Linked DNA regions of Homo sapiens: region 2 is linked to region 1. Evidence: read pairs that join two places in POLR2A ChIA-PET (ENCODE). Cell type or tissue: OCI-LY7. All regions are shown on one strand.

Evidence for each region. Peaks named below come from ENCODE experiments on the same cell type or tissue, not always from the same donor. Only the 100,000 strongest peaks of a DNase experiment are listed, where the experiment ranks them.
Region 2: POLR2A ChIA-PET joins it to region 1 with 14 read pairs; 3 of 35 experiments call an interaction of 5 or more read pairs at or near these places.

The regions. Positions count from the first base shown.
Region 1 is chr14:55,274,102-55,282,101 of GRCh38, reverse strand. The region is part of intron 1 of FBXO34 (F-box protein 34); the gene reads right to left. Among named protein-coding and RNA genes, the nearest start is that of FBXO34-AS1, 6.0 kb to the right of the region's middle. RefSeq lists an enhancer at 2,392-2,491. In OCI-LY7, no CTCF peak of the experiment used is centred here; DNase peaks (open chromatin) are centred at 3,941 and 4,681; H3K4me3 peaks cover 1,150 bases; H3K27ac peaks cover 2,046 bases.
Region 2 is chr14:55,676,237-55,684,236 of GRCh38, reverse strand. KTN1 (kinectin 1) reads right to left here. Exons shown (of 44, transcript NM_001079521.2): 42 at 5,793-5,885; 43 at 4,552-4,672; 44 at 1-138. The coding sequence ends at 134. Among named protein-coding and RNA genes, the nearest start is that of KTN1, 100 kb to the right of the region's middle. In OCI-LY7, no CTCF peak of the experiment used is centred here; no DNase peak of the experiment used is centred here.

The sequences.
Region 1 (8,000 bases):
TCGCTTGAACCCGGGAGGCGGAGATTGCAGAGAGCCGAGATCGTGCCACTGCACTCCAGCCTGGCAACAGAATAAGACTCTGTATCAAAAAAAAAAAAAAAAAAAAAAAAGCTAAATTTAAAAATGAAACTTACTGGAATAAACAATTCATTTCAAAAAAACGTAAAGCTACAAATTTACATAGCCCAGCTATGTCCTTTCTAAAGATAAGGAAAAGCTAAGCCTTCGATATGTGCCTACAATTCAGGGATAATATATGAAGCTTAGAATTTATTAGGGGAGATAAGGCTCATTACACGTGAAACAAAGAGCAACAAGCAACAGTATACAATGAAATGCCAACGTGCTGAGTGGCTAAGTACTCAATATACACCATAGAAATTTGGGAAATGGTAAGGATGTTACAGAGGGATTGGTGAGTCCAACAAGGTTTTATGGGAATAGACTTCGTAAAACAGATGTAATATTTGGAGAAATGAAAGGAGAAAGCAAGGCTGAGGAAACTGCCTGAATACCAGGTTTATTGCAGGGAGTCCCAGAAAATGAAGAGGAAGGGTGGGACTATCTTATGACGTCTAAACCTAGAGCAGGTTCTCATTTGGAGAGTAACATCATCCCGCTGGAATTTTTGTCCAACTAACCTGCCAACTGTGTATAAGATTGAAGGGGGCAAATATGGAATTATAAAAAAACGTCATAGAGACAATTACAGAAATCTAAATTCACAATGATCATTGGTCTAGATCTGTCCTATCCAATACAGCAGCCACTAACCACATGTGGCCTTTGGCACCTGAAATATTAGTAGTCTGAACTGAGATGTGCTTTTTTTTTTTTTTTTTTTTTAAGGAGTCGGGTCTCACTCTGTCATCCAGGCTGGAGTCCAGTGGCACGATCATAGCTCACCATAACCTAAAACTCCTGTGTTCAAGAGATTCTCCTGCCTCAGCCTCCCAAGCAGCTAGGACTACAGGCATGGGCTACCATGCCCAAAGGGATATGCTTTAAGTCTAAAATGCACACCAGACTGTAAACTATTTCAGTAATTTTTATATTGATTTCAATGTGAAATCATGTTCTGGATATATTGTGTTAACGTATTTTTTAAATATTTTTCACCTGTTTCTTTTTCCTTTTTTAATGTGGCTAACTAGAAAATGGTAAATTACATACATACAAGGTTCATATTATAGTCATCCCTCAGTATCCATGGCGGATTGGTTCCAGGACCTCCCTTGGACACCAAACTCCATGGATGCTCAAGTTCCTGATATATGGCTGGGCGTGGTGGTTCACGCCTGTAATCCCAGCACTTCGGAAGGCTGAGGCGGGAGGATCACGAGGTCAGGAGATCGAGACCATCCTGGCTAACATGGTGAAACCCCGTCTCTACTAAAAATACAAAAAATTAGCCGGGCGAGGTGGCGGGCACCTGTAGTCCCAGCTACTTGGGAGGCTGAGGCAGGAGAATGGTGTGAACCTGGGAGGCGGAGCTTGCAGTGAACCAAGATCGCGCCACTGCACTCCAGCCTGGGTGACAGAGTGAGACTCCATCTCAAAAAAAAAAAAAAAAAGTTCCTGATATAAAATGGTGTAGTATTTGCATATAACCTACGCACATTCTACCGCATACTTTAAACAAACTCTAGATTACTTAAAATACCTAATACAATGTAAACGCTATGTAAAGAGTTATGCTGTACTGTCATGACAAGAAAAAAATAATCTGTACACGTTCAATACAGATGTAATTTTTTTTCCTCAGGTATTTTCCATCTGAGGTTGGTTGGATCCATGGATGATAAACCCACAGATAGAGGGCTATTTCTACTCAACAGCGCTGCTCTACATAGTTATCTCAACTTTTCTGGTTCTCCCATTCCCATTTTTTAAAACATTTTTAACATGTACCCACAAATATGATGTGATATATATACATGTATGTACATATATCATGTACTAATATATTTTACATACATATAAAATGTATATAAATACTAGTAGGATGAGAAGAATAAACAGAAGTTTCAATATTTTTCTTTCCACAATCCAATGGACTAATCCACACACTACCACACTGGAGGTTTAAGATATTATCAAAGAGACTAAACACAAAAAGGCAAATGCAAATGAAAGTTTCACTAAAACTTAATGACTGGTTGACCATGGAGGTAAAGGGAGAGGATGGACATAATGCTATTTGCTACTCAGTATCTACTGGCTCTTTATTTAGGGGCACTTAGCAAATTCTTCCAGATCCTGCCATCCACTGCTTCTTGATTTTCCCTTGGAAATCCACTTCCTCTCCCATGATGCTGGTTAGGAGGGAATGACCCCCAGCTCCAGAGGTAGGCCCAGGCTGGCTAAACTAATTAGCAAATCCTATTTCTCTTGCCTTAATGGTTCATTCAGAAATGACAACATAACCCAAAGTCAATGAGACACAAGAATACATTTCTTGAACTTCTAGGAAGAGAAACTCTTCTAGCAGTGGTTCTTAAGCTGAGGTTCACACATACTCCAAGGGTTTATATATAGAATTCAGGGTGTCGTTAAACTGAGAAAAACAAATTACATCTTTACTTTAACCTCTAACTGAAATTTAGCATTTCCTTTCACTGTGAATTCAGCCAAAACACCACAATAGTATTATATTAGCAATATCTGTTCATTTTGTCACCAGTAGAAATCACAGTTTATTTATTTTCCTATCACATGATCTTTCGTTACAGATACCTCCAAATAGTAATAATACTCATCACCACTTGGAAATTATTAGACCCCACTAAATATATTTTTTCCTTTTTTTTTTTTTTTGACGGAGTCTCGCTTATGTCGCCCAGGCTGGAGTGCAGTGGCATGACCTCAGCTCACTGCAGCCTCCGTCTCCCGGGTTCAAGCAATTCTCTGCCTCAGCCTACCAAGTAGCTGGGATTACAGGCACCCACCACCATGCCCAGCTAATTTTTGTATTTTTAGTAGATGGGGTTTCACCATCTTGACCAGGCTGGTCTCCTGACCTCGTGATCCACCCACCTCGGCCTCCTAAAGTGCTGGGATTACAGGCGTGAGCCACCACGCCCGGCCTTCACTAAATCTCTTTAATAAAGAAACAGGGTGGGCATGGTGGCTCACGCCTATAATCCCAGCATTTTGGGAGGCCAAGGCAGGAGGATGGCTTGAGCCCAGGAACTCGAGACTAGCCTGGGCAACATGGCGAGACCTCATCTCTACAAAAAATTTAAAAATTAGCTGCGTGTGGTGGTGCGCACCTGTGGTCCCAGCTACTCAGAAGGCTGAGGTGAGAAGATCACTTGAGCCTAGGAGGTTCAGCTGCAGTGAGCCTTGTTAGCACCACTGTACTCCAGCCTAGGCAACAGATCAAGCACCTGTCTCAAAAAAAGAAACAGGTATTACCAACAATTTTTTAAAATACTTTTATAACTACATTTTAATGTAACTAGTTTTCTTTGTACAGTAGTCCTATGTATTTTCCTCTGGACTTGATAGCATGAGGTTGTAGGGCTTGAGCTGCAACAAACATGTGAACACAAAGGGACCAAAACCACGGAAGCTGAGCTCATTAAATAAAGGAAGAGAAAGATTAAGTCTGATCACACAAGTATAACTGAATCAAGCCTCAACTTTGGACTTTTTAATATTGTGAGCCAGTGAATTTGAGTTGGTTTTCTGTTACATCTGCATTAAAAAAATCTAAATGATACAGTTTTCAATAGTTTCTACCTCAGAAAACTGGAACAATACCCATCCCTTTGGACTGAAAAAGGAAACTTAGAAAAAGCTTAACTTCGTCACAGTGAGGGAATCTGGGGAAAATGAGTTCAGTTCCTCACAAACTGAATGTACTGCAGACTCAATAATGCAATAAAGCTCTCACATGCACTTCCTGTTTTACATATAGGCAATGCTAAGGTTTCACATATGACCTAAGTATGGGCAAGCAGACATACCTGCATAAGATACAGAGAACAGAAACAACAGTCCTACCCAAGGAAGTTAAACTTCTGGTAGCGGCTTTCTGATTCAACGACATGGTTCTCGGTGCTGCGGTGGCAGTAGCCCCCTTGGCAGGCAAGCTCTGCAGTGTCATTCAGGGGTTTGTTTCTAGAAGTTCAGACTAATCTGTTGATTCAGCCCGCTCAAAGTTTACATATCTTTCTCTCAATAAATCCTGTTTGCTACAACTACTTAAAGCAAATGATCTTGCTACAGGATCCTGAATAAGCCAAAGTAAAAAGGGATATACAAAAGAAGCATCTTCCTAGTAGTCAGAAACCCAACAAGAGTTAACAGTTTATGAATAAAAATGTAGGCACGACTTGGATAGAATTATAACTGAGAAGCCCTAATTCAAGATCCACTCCTAAGAAACTTGCGTCCTCTGAATTCATGTAACATTTACTTATCTCTCTTCAGATACCTAATTACAACCCAGACTAAGCCCGTGGTACATGCCAGTTACTCAGAAGGCTGAGGATCACTTGAGCCCAAAAGTTCAAGGCTGCAGTACACTATAATTGGGCCTTTGAACAGCCACTGCACTCCAAACTGGGCAAGATCTAGTCTCTTTAAAAAATAATAATAAAAAAAAAAGCAGCCAGGCATGGTGGCACACACCTGTAGACCCAACTACTCAAGAGGCTGAGGAAGGAGGACGGCTTGAGCCCAGGAGCTCAATGTTACAGTGAGCTATGAATTGCACCACTGTACTTCAGTCTGGGCAACAAAGCGAGACTGTCTCAAAAAACAAAACAAAACAAAAAATTAAATCATATAGCAAGGGCTATGTTCTTCATTTCTTTATACTCTGAACACCAAGCACAATGCGACCCTAATGTACTTCTAACAAAGTAGACCATTTGAACAAGTAGTTTCAGAAGGAACTAGTAGAAATATGATTGCAGGAGATTAAACAGCTAATGAAATTAACCTAGAAGGTGCAGGAAGGAACTTTTTGTGGTGATGAAAATGTTCTATATCTTGACAGGGATATGGATTACACAGATGTATGAACTTGTTCAAACTAAGGGAATGGTATACATAAGATTTGTACATTTTACTATATACAAGTTTTGCCTAAAAACTGTAATGCCCAACCTTGTTTTATCCTTATTCACCTGGCCTTGTTTCTCCCTTAGCTAAGAGAACCAGACAAACTCCATCTTGGCTTTCACTGGCAGCCCCTTCCCTCAAGGACTTTACTTGTGCAAGCTGACTCCCAGCACATCCAAGAATGCAATTAACTGATAAGATACTGTGGGAAGCTATATCCGCAGTCCCCAAGAATTCGTCTGATTGATAATGCCCAAAGCCCCGAATCTATCACCTTGTAATAGTCTTAAAGCCCCTGCACCTGGAACTGTTTACTTTCCTGTAACCATTTATCCTTTTAATTTTTTTGACTACTTAACTTCTGTAAAATTGTTTTAACTAGACCCCCCCGCTTCCTCAACCAAGATATAAAAGTTAATCAAGCCCCTTCCTCGGGGCCGAGAGAATTTTGAGCGTTAGCCGTCTCTCGGTCGCCGGCTAATAAAGGACTCTTAATTCGTCTCAAAGTGTGGCATTTTTCTAACTCGCTCAGGCACAACAAAACAAGTAAACAAATAGTTAATAATAGGCATGGGGAAATGTCTAGGTGTAAAGTATACTTTGAAATACAACAAAAACAAAAGGATTGATGAATGGATAGACCGATAGATAGGCAATAAAGCAAATACACCAAAATATGACTAACAATATAGGGGTGGTGGGTATTTAGGTATGCAATGTACAAACAATTCTTTCCACTTTTCTGTAATGAATGAAATGTTTCACTATGAAATCTTCCAGAAAGAAAGCAAACACTGGAAATGAAGGCTGTGAGAGGCTTGCGTATTTCCCAAGTTCATCAATTAAAGGACTGACTTTAAAGGAAAAGAAGGTATATGCATGCCTGAGAGTGGAAAGAAAAGGAGAAAAGGTATTCGGGTTGTCCCTCTTTTCTATGCTTCTAATTTTAGATTGCCTAGATAGACTAGTTCTGGCCTTGAGCACTTGTTCTTGCCTCTAAGGAAGCCCGAACTCACCAAGTTCCATTCATTCTAGCACAATCTCAATCTGTGGTTATCTAGGCCCTTTGTCTGTCTTGGGCTATGATAAGCTATTCCCTATTCTTTTTAACTGAGTTTCTAATACCTCCTTAAATTGACCTTTAACTAACACCTCTGGCCAATCTAGCATAACATAGTTTATCCTCGTTTTTTTTTTTTTTTTTTGAGACAGAGTCTCGCTCTGTCACCCAGGCTTAAGTGCAGTGGCGCCATCTCGGTTCACTGCAAGCTCTGCCTTCCGGGTTCACACCATTCTCCTGCCTCAGCCTCCCAAGTAGCTGGGACTACAGGTACCCGCCACCACGCCTGGCTAATTTTTTGTATTTTTTTTTTTTTTTAGTAGAGATGGGGTTCCACTGTGTTAGCCAAGATGGTCTCAATCTCCTGACCTCGTGTTCTGCCCGCCTCAGCCTCCCAACGTGCTGGGATCACAGGCATGAGCCACTGCACCCGGCCAATAGTTTATCCTCTTGACCCAACTCTAGCCTCTCACACCCAAGACCCATCATAGCAAGGCAATGTTAAAACAAAGGTTAAGGGTCCTTGCAGCAAGGATATATCATCTCTGTGTCACAGTCCCTATCTGAGTACCTGGCACAGAAATACTCAAAAAAATGTTTGCTGGATGAATGAAATCCATACCTAATAATGCAATAACCACACTTACATAGCACTTAGTTTCATATTTACACCTATACTCTACTGAGGATAGGAAATGTACATGTTAGGTTTCTGAAGCTGAATATTTTAAAATGGATTACTGAGAGCCTCTTCTGTGGAGCATTAACTAGAAGATGGAGGTGGGAATGAAAGGTTGATAAGTTCTTTTAACCAACACTAACAAACAACTACACTGTATTAATGCTCTCCTGGAAAATAAAGTATGTCATCAGCTTCAAAATACCATAAGCATTAACTAAAGGGGAGAAGATAAATTATGCAAAGATAAGAACTGACAGGAATTCAATTTCCAGATGACCTAAATGCATTTCGAGTTAATCTGCTCTTTTTTGTTTTTGTTGCTTCCAAAGGACTGCAGATTATGCACTTGCTGAATTTTGCCTTTGTCACACATGACCTAACAAGGAAGGCATTCATCATACCATAGTAGCTTCCCTCAAGTATCTGGTTCTAAACAGCTGCAAATTTTGGAAGATAACACTAAATGATGTCTCTAAAGATAAGTATGTTTTCTCCCAAACAAATATTAAAACAAGATTAAAGTTACTAGAACATAAAAACTGTCAAATTAAGCTAGCTGAACATAAATTAAGTTTAAAAAATAAAGTAAAAATTTTTAAGAATTTAAATTCTAAATGTTAATAAAATAACTGATCCAATAAACATATCCTGAGGAATTTCTACAATACAGCACTCTCATCTTGACATTTGCTTTTATCCATCAGAAAGATGGATAACGAATGACTGTTTAATTTAGTGCCTTCAAATTATATAAGTGAATAAAATGACTTAAAATAATAAACCAATCTCAAAATTAATTTCCATAAAACCATTTATATGAAGTAAAAGCTGCTTCCCAGACCCAAAACTGGAAAGCATGGGTGAAAAAGATCCTGCCAAAAATAGAAACAGACTGTAAAAATGTTTCACACGAGTTCTGGCTTGTTAGATAATTACACAACACTCACAAGCTGGCTTTTTAAATATCTGTCGTTGTCCCTCAGTCACATCAGTATGCACTATGACATTTATTCTTCACCTATTAACTCATTTTCCATGAGGAAAAATAAAAACTTCCTAACTGCTAAGCAAAATAGAGAGGAAAAATGCACTGCCGAATAGCAGGTATCTCCTTATCAGCTGCAGGTCTTTCAACTCTTATTTAGTCTGACTTTCATCCTTTCCCATTAATACTAGCACACCTGG
Region 2 (8,000 bases), 400 kb before region 1:
GGATTAGAAAAGACAAAACTCTGTTCAGTGTTTCTGACAAAGTAGAAAGGGTGAAAACATAAATAAGGCTTTAATTTGGCAAAATATAATACAATGCCTTTTTTATCCTCAAATGAACAGTTTCCCAATTACTTCACTCTGTAAAAGATCAGAAAGAATGAATTTCACTTTAAAACAAAGCAACAGAAGGCAATCAGAAGACATTTGTCAAACACCAAAAGTACATATTCCATTTGATCTAGCATGGCCCTTTCAAATAGACTCAAAGCAATTCACACTAATGGTAATCAAACTGAGAAAAATCTCAGGATTCAAAGGAAACAAGCTTTTAGGTAGATACTTTTAAATGTGAGCCAAATTCTGTTAGAAAACATTTAAAACAACAACACTGGTAATCCATTTTTATTAGTCCTACTCAAGAGAATGTAAAGCTAAAGTGAGTGAGTAGCACTGAAAAGGGGTTGAATACAACCTTACCCCAGTGAATAAATAATTTAAAAGAGCAGAAATAGATTTTTTTTTTTTTTTTTAGGTCATATGAAGTTTTCTAAGTCAGATAAGATGACTAAAGAAATTAAACTTCAAAAGCCATTAGAGAGACTAAGAGGACTTAACAAAACACAACATGTTAAATTTTGCCTTGGATTCTGGTTTGGGGAAAATAGTTAAAAAGCTATTTTGGGTACAATTGACAAAATGTGAATAAACGTTTAATATTGGATAGTACATAACTACTATTTTGTCTTTTTGGTTGTAATAATGGTACCACTGATTGGTAAAACAATGTCTTGTTTTCGGAGATGTGTGCTAAAGTACTTAGAGATAAAATGTCATAATGACTAAAAGTTACTTTCAATTAGTTTAACAACAAAATATGTAGACATATAGAAAGAGATGAAGCAGGTGGAGGGTTTACGGGTGTTGTACTATTCTTTCAACTTTATGTGTTGAAATAAAAAGTTTAGAGGAAAGAAGCAATTGGAAAATTAAAAAGCAAAGTTATCACTGGCTATTAACAGTTGATCGGAAAGTCTAAAAAGATCACTAGTACATTAAACTCTAAAGTGCTATGTAAACACAGAAAATGAAAACCTGATCCATATGATAGCTAAGGTTCAGTGTAGAAATAAGATAAGTTTTTCTCCAGAGCATTAACTCTTGTACTTCAGGAGCCCTACAAAAGGACTTTTTCTTTCAGAAACACTTAAGAATCTATTTGTTAAAGGGAGTACAGAGAGTACACACAGAGCTTCACCTCCATTTCTTCTGGATACTACTGTAAGCCTCTCCAATACGCTACTGACAAACCAAATATCAACTTTAGGAAAAAGTCAGAATTGATTGACAAAACTTCTAAGAGGCTGGCCAAAAAAAAATAAAAAGACAAAATGAGGAGAAAAGAAAACAGTGACAAAAGGGATCAGTGAACACAGTGCCTGAATTAGGGAGAAGAAAAGCACTGATTAAGAACACAAGCCCTGTACCCAAATTACCTTGATTTAAACCCCAGCTCGCCCATTTATTAGCCGTATGACCTTGGACAAGTTATAGAATCTCTTTGGGTCTGTTGTAACATGGTAATAATAATACCTACCTACCTAACACACAGGGTGGTTGTGAAGATTAAAGGAGTTGCCACATGTTGGAAGCATGCTTATGCTAACAGGCATACTCATGAAGTATCAGCTATTTAAATTATCATCCTCCCTCAACAGGATTCTATAAACTGGTTCCAAGATAAGGTAACCTGGGATAATAAAGTTTTCTGATTTGGTTAGAAATACACCTAGAAAACTTAGAAACCAGGCAAATGTGAAACATAAAGAGTAGATATCTGGGAACAAAAAAGTATATTATAAAATGCCAATACTGTCAATTCATATAAAAGGCATCTTAATCAATCTCCCACTCCCCACAAATGGAAAGCGGAGGATGGTACCCTTTTCTTTTTTTGATGGGGGGAGGAAAAATAGGTAATGGGGAAAAAAATTTCCAAAAGAAAAGTTTTCACAAATTAAAGATATCAGTTAAATACACCTACCCCTACAGCTCTAAGAAACGCTAAGTACTATGTATCAGGATTTAGAAAAACTACATCAATGCATATTATTTCTTGCATATTTGTTTTTAAAAACAACTCTCCCTTTATTGAATATGTGCAGCATTATCATAAACAATTCATAAGTACTTGTGTATATTTTTAAAGGTTTCTTGACATTAGATATATTAAGCTATTACCTACATTCTAATGATTGAGAAATGTGTATTTTCAATGTAATCATCTCGTGTCAGTTTAAATAGAGTATACAGGAGGGAGAATATATGTAGCAAAAATGATAGCTAAGGATAAAAACCTGAGGGTAACACAAACATTTAACGGGTATAAAGAAGAGCTACGGGAACCAAAACATAAGTACACAAGGAAGAATTATCAATGTCAATGCCAGGTAGAGCCTAAGGAATGAAGAAGTTCGAGAGTGCCTGGTGGGCCTCTATTTTCATAACAATCCAGCCTATCATTCATGATATAATACTGTCAACCACCCACTTGCCAAACTTGGACTTATGTTTATCAGCTGACAAAAGAATGTTGTGCTATCAGTTAGGAGGGGAGCTGCCTGCCAACTGCGTTGTGAGGGTATACAGACATATTTTAATAAATTACTATAATTCTGCAAATCAAAAAGAAAAAGTGTTATTATCAATGATTCATATGTCTCAAGTGTAATACAATTAAAACAAATGTGGCAATGGACAAGCCAAAAATAGTTCACAAGACTTAAAATGAGCAGACTATGTATTTAGGAAGAAAAGGAAAATATTAAAGAACATCTATGAGATGCTAAAGAGAGAATATCGCTTAGGTCGAAAGGCAAGGGGTAATAGGCAATCTTTTAATTGTTTAAGCTCTCTAGAAATGAAACCCTTCCCTTATAAGACAAAGGTCTAATGTCAGCATTTTTGACATATTTCATTAAGTACTTTCAGTATCTGATCACATGCAAAAGAAGGGCCTATATTGGATCTAGCAATTAGGGATCATTAATGATTTTTGCAAAAATGATTTCATTGAAATAGCAGGAAGAAAAGCCATTCTAGAGTGTATAAAGTAATCAATAACAATAAATAAGTAGATAGAGAGTATTTTCTTAAGAATACTAAATAGTAAAAAAGTAAAAAAATAAGGGTGGTAACCTGAAGGAAGTACAAGGTTAAAATAAGCCATCTGAGCATGTTTTCAAGACTGAACAGAGGGAGCCAGTGGAAAGAATAAGGCTGAAGTCCTGGGAAGAAGCGATGGAAGTTTCCCTAGGAAGCAAGGTTATTTCCTAATTTGGAAAAGCGAGGAAATGTGGCAGAATTTTTACATTGGGAAACTGGAGAAGTCAGCTTACCAAGGATAAAAGATTTGAGCTGAGGCTTAATTACTTTTGTTGATATGTTGAAGAATGAGCTGGGCTTATTATATGGAAAGTCATGTTAGAGATAACTGACCTGAATTAGCATTTTGAAGGAGAGCATGTGTCAAGGTAGGCCAGAGGATGATCACTCTAAAGTGAGACAAAACGCTCCTGTAAGATCAAAATGGAAGTCCATCCCAACTTTTCCAGGATACCTAAGCTCTCCCTGAGGCCTTGTATAGCCCAACACAGTATTATCAGGGGTTCTGAAAGGGATAATTCAGTGATGAGTTGCCCCTCAGGGTCTCCAGGATATCATGATTGTTTTAGAGAAAATATCTTCAAAAGAAGAATATCTGAAGTATTCAGTGCATATCTGAATACTCTAATTACACTCTAGGCAGTGTGACTTAAGTTATTCATAAAACAGGTAAAATCCAGGTAGCAACAGAAAAAAAAAAAAAAACCCTACAACCAGAAAAACAAAAACTGCATTCACCGGCTGGAATACAAGTCATTTTAAAATGCTACCAAATCTGAGCCTTCCAAGGTAATATAGACAATAAAAGCTCATAACATGACTTGGTTAATTATGGGTTTAGCTATCCTCAAGTAAAAATCTCACTTCAGGAGCTAATGAACGAATTTCTTAGATTACCTAACAAAAGCAAACTTGAATAAAAACCAGCTTTCAATTTTAAGACACTGTGATGACCTTACTTCCAGTTTAGCAACCTTACCTCAGTTAAAATGTTATGGTCATTTTATTTTGGGAGGGAGGAAAGGAGGAAGGAAGGGAGGGGGGAGAAAAGGTCACAGATACTTACTCTAAACTAAGAACAGAATAAATTAACGAAGCCGTTGCAGGTATTAAGGCAACACACAAAAACCCAGGCAGCCAAGTTACAAGAGAGTCTGTTTGATACAAAGGTCAAAGGAGGCACAGATAACCCCTCCAAGCTACAAGACCTTCAAGATATGCACAAAATAGAACTAAAGCTCCAAGAAAGCTTAAGGCTGTCATCTGGAAGTTCTGAGAGATAAAGAAGGAATATTTCCTCTAGTGAAGTGAGTTTATTTATGTAAATACACATTACACAGACACATAACATCAATTACCCATAGACAGCAATATTTCAGTTGTCCTTACCTAACACCTGGTAGTGCTCTTTCTCCTTTGTGAGCTGTTGGTTTACCGCCTGAAGCAACTGCTGTAACTGTGTTACAGTCTGATTTAGACTTACAGACATTGTCTCCTTCTCAGAAGACTCCTAAAAAGAAGATGGAAGTGATGATAAACTCCATACACAAGGAAAAGAAATGTAAAACCAAACAACAGAAAATGTTATATTGCTGATTTAAACACAAACATTAAAAAATCTGAACAATGACATGAAAATCAACAATAACAAAAACCACATAGAGAAATACTGTTTGCTAACTAGTGGTGCAAACTAGTTGGCACCAAAGAAAACTATGTTATAAATGTTGTCACTTGGACACAAAAGGAAAAAAAATCTAGAATCTATGAATATCAGAAATATATCCATTTTTTCTTTCAGAAAAAGAAAATTTGCCCCGCAAAAGAAAGTACATTCCAAACAGTAAAAAAAGTTAACATATACTGAGCTCTTAGTAAGTAAGTGCCAGGCACTGTTGTAAGTACCACCTACTATTTTAAGTGTTTTATGTATTAACTCATTTACTTCTTTCAAAAACCCTACAGGATAGGTACTATTATCATTGCCTTTTACAGATGGGGCAACTAAAGCACAAAGTGGCTAAAGATCTGCCCAAATTCACATGGCTACTAAGTGGCAGAGCCAGGATTCAAACATAGGCAGTCTAGCTCCAGAGTCTATACTCTAGGCCAGCAATACCCAACCGTTTTGGCACCAGGGACCAGTTTTGTGGAAGACAATTTTTCCACAGATGGGTGAGTGCGGGGATGGTTTCAGGATGAAACTGTTCCACCTCAGATCATCAGGCATTAGATTCTCATAAGGAGCATGCAGTTCACAATAGGGTTTGCACTCCTATGAGAATCTAATGCTGCCACTGATCTGACAGGAGGCAGAGCTCAGGCGGCAATGGTCATTCACCCACCACTCATCTCCTGCTGTGTGGCCTGGTTCCTAAAAAGCCATTGACTGGTACCTGTCCACAGTCCAGGAATTGGGGACCCCCGCTCCATACCTCTCAACACAACCCTTAAAATTAACATACCTCAATAAGCAAAAATGAGATCAAACATCAATGAAAACACTACATTTTAGGGACAGGATATTTTCAAGAAAGATGACTTTCGGAGATGGACCTTATACATTTTTGTTCTTTACACAGGTCACAAGGTAACTAGCTCAGAGATCTGGGGATGAAGAAAATACATACCGTTTCTGGGGAAACATCACTATTTTCAATAACAGTAGTGTCTCCAGCAGCTTTTACTATTTTTGACTGGATAAGCTCCAGTGACTGTTGAGCCTATAAGGAAAACAATATGGTAGCTACTAAGTAATACAGTTGATAAATACATAAAAAATGAATAATTTTATTCATTTTGTAGAAGATAAAAGCTCCTCTCAAAAGACGACACAGGTTTTTCCCTCCAAAATGAAAATAGCTTCACCCCCCACCAGATTATAAGAACATATGTTCACTGTTTTTAAAAGCTTAAGTAATGCAGAAACTATACAAAGAAATTTAAAAACAGAAATAACCATAGTTGATATTTAGGTTAGTATTAGTCTAGATTACAGGTTAGTCAAATCTGGCCCAAAGCCTGTTTTTGTACAGAATACAAGCTAAGAATATTTTTTACTTTTTAAAGGGCCATGTTGCTGGGCGCGGTGGCTCACGCCTGTAATCCTAGCACTTTGGGAGGCCAAGGCGGGCGGATCACCTGAGGTCGGGAGTTCGAGACCAGCCTGACCAACATGGAGAAACCCCATCTCTACTAAAAATACAAAATTAGCCAGGTGTGGTGGCACATGCCTGTAATCCCAGCTACTAGGGAGGCTGAGGAAGGAGAATCAACTGAACCTGGGAGGCGGAGGTTGCAGTGAGCCAAGATGGTGCCATTGCACTCCAGCCTGGGCAATAAGAGCAAAACTCCATCTCAAAAAATATATAATAAAATAAAGGGTTATGTTAAAAAGGAGACAAAAATATTCTAAAGAGATCATATGTGACCCACAAACCCTAAAAAAGCTTTGGGATTTGTCCACCCCTAGTTTAGATCCCTCTCTACATATTATGTGCTTATAGAAAATATTACATAAGTGAGCTTTAACATACATACTGCTTTATACTTACCTATTTTACAAAGTATGTTATTAACTTTTTTTTTTTTTTTTTTTTTTAGACAGTCTTTCTCTGTCACCCAGGCTAGAGTGCAGTAGCGTAATCTCGGCTCACTGCAACCTCTGCCTCCCGGATTCAAGCAATTCTTCTGCCTCAGCCTCCTGAGTAGCTGAGACTGCAGGTGCGCACCACCACACCCGGCTAATTTTTGTATTTTTAGTAGAGACGGGGGTTTCACCATGTTGGCCAGGCTGGTCTTGAACTCCTGACCTCAGGTGATCCGCCCACCTTGGCCTCCCAAAGTACTGGGATTACAGGCGTGAGCCACCATGCCCAGCCGTTATAAACTTTTTTTAGTCAAATATTTATGTGCTTTTCCAATCAAATGTTGCACAATATTTCTACTGTATAGGTATGGGGCAGTTAACTGTCACCTATCATTGCCATCTTAGCTACTGTAAATAAGATGGTATATCTATTATATAACTTTGAGCACCAGTTTGGTATTTTTAAAGTACTTTCTAAGAAACTACATTGCTAGGCTAAATTCCATGTTTATATTTTGATCCAGAGGTCAAAAATTAAAATCACGTATCAAAGTAAACTGACTGCTCAACCACAACAGTGTATTAAGCATCAAAGTTTGTCCTCTAAAACAGACCCAAATTCACATTCTGTCTACACTAAAATAACCTGACAACACTTGTGGATTCCTAGACTTTTACATAACAATTATAAACTATAAGCATATAGAATCAAAAAAAAATTTCTTTCAACTCTTTAAAAGGAGTATTATTTTTTAAAATGAGATAACTTTTAAAATCTATTAGAATATCAAATATTTAAATGTTAGACAGTATCTAATATTGGTGAGGGTATAGGGAAATACATGTTCTCATACCATGTTGAGAGGAGTATAAATTACTACTGTTGGGTTTCTGGGATTCCATTTTATACTATCAAAATTTAAGTGCGTACCTCTTGTTCTTGCAATTCCAAAAAGTGACACTTGTTTTGCTAATGATGATATATCCATAAACACTATCATAGCTCTAAAACAGCTTTGATATAAGAATATGTGAATTCTACTATTAAAAATAGATCTCAAAACAGAATTACAAATAACCTGTCAAACCAATGCAAAGAAATGCAGTCCTAAAAATCATTCATTTGCATTGAGATTAGGAAAAATATATTTGTATGAAGAAATAAATGAAGGAAAAACATCTAAAAAAAATAGAAATTTATATCTTTGTTTTATCCAAAAGACCAAGAGAAACATACTTTGTAAATGAA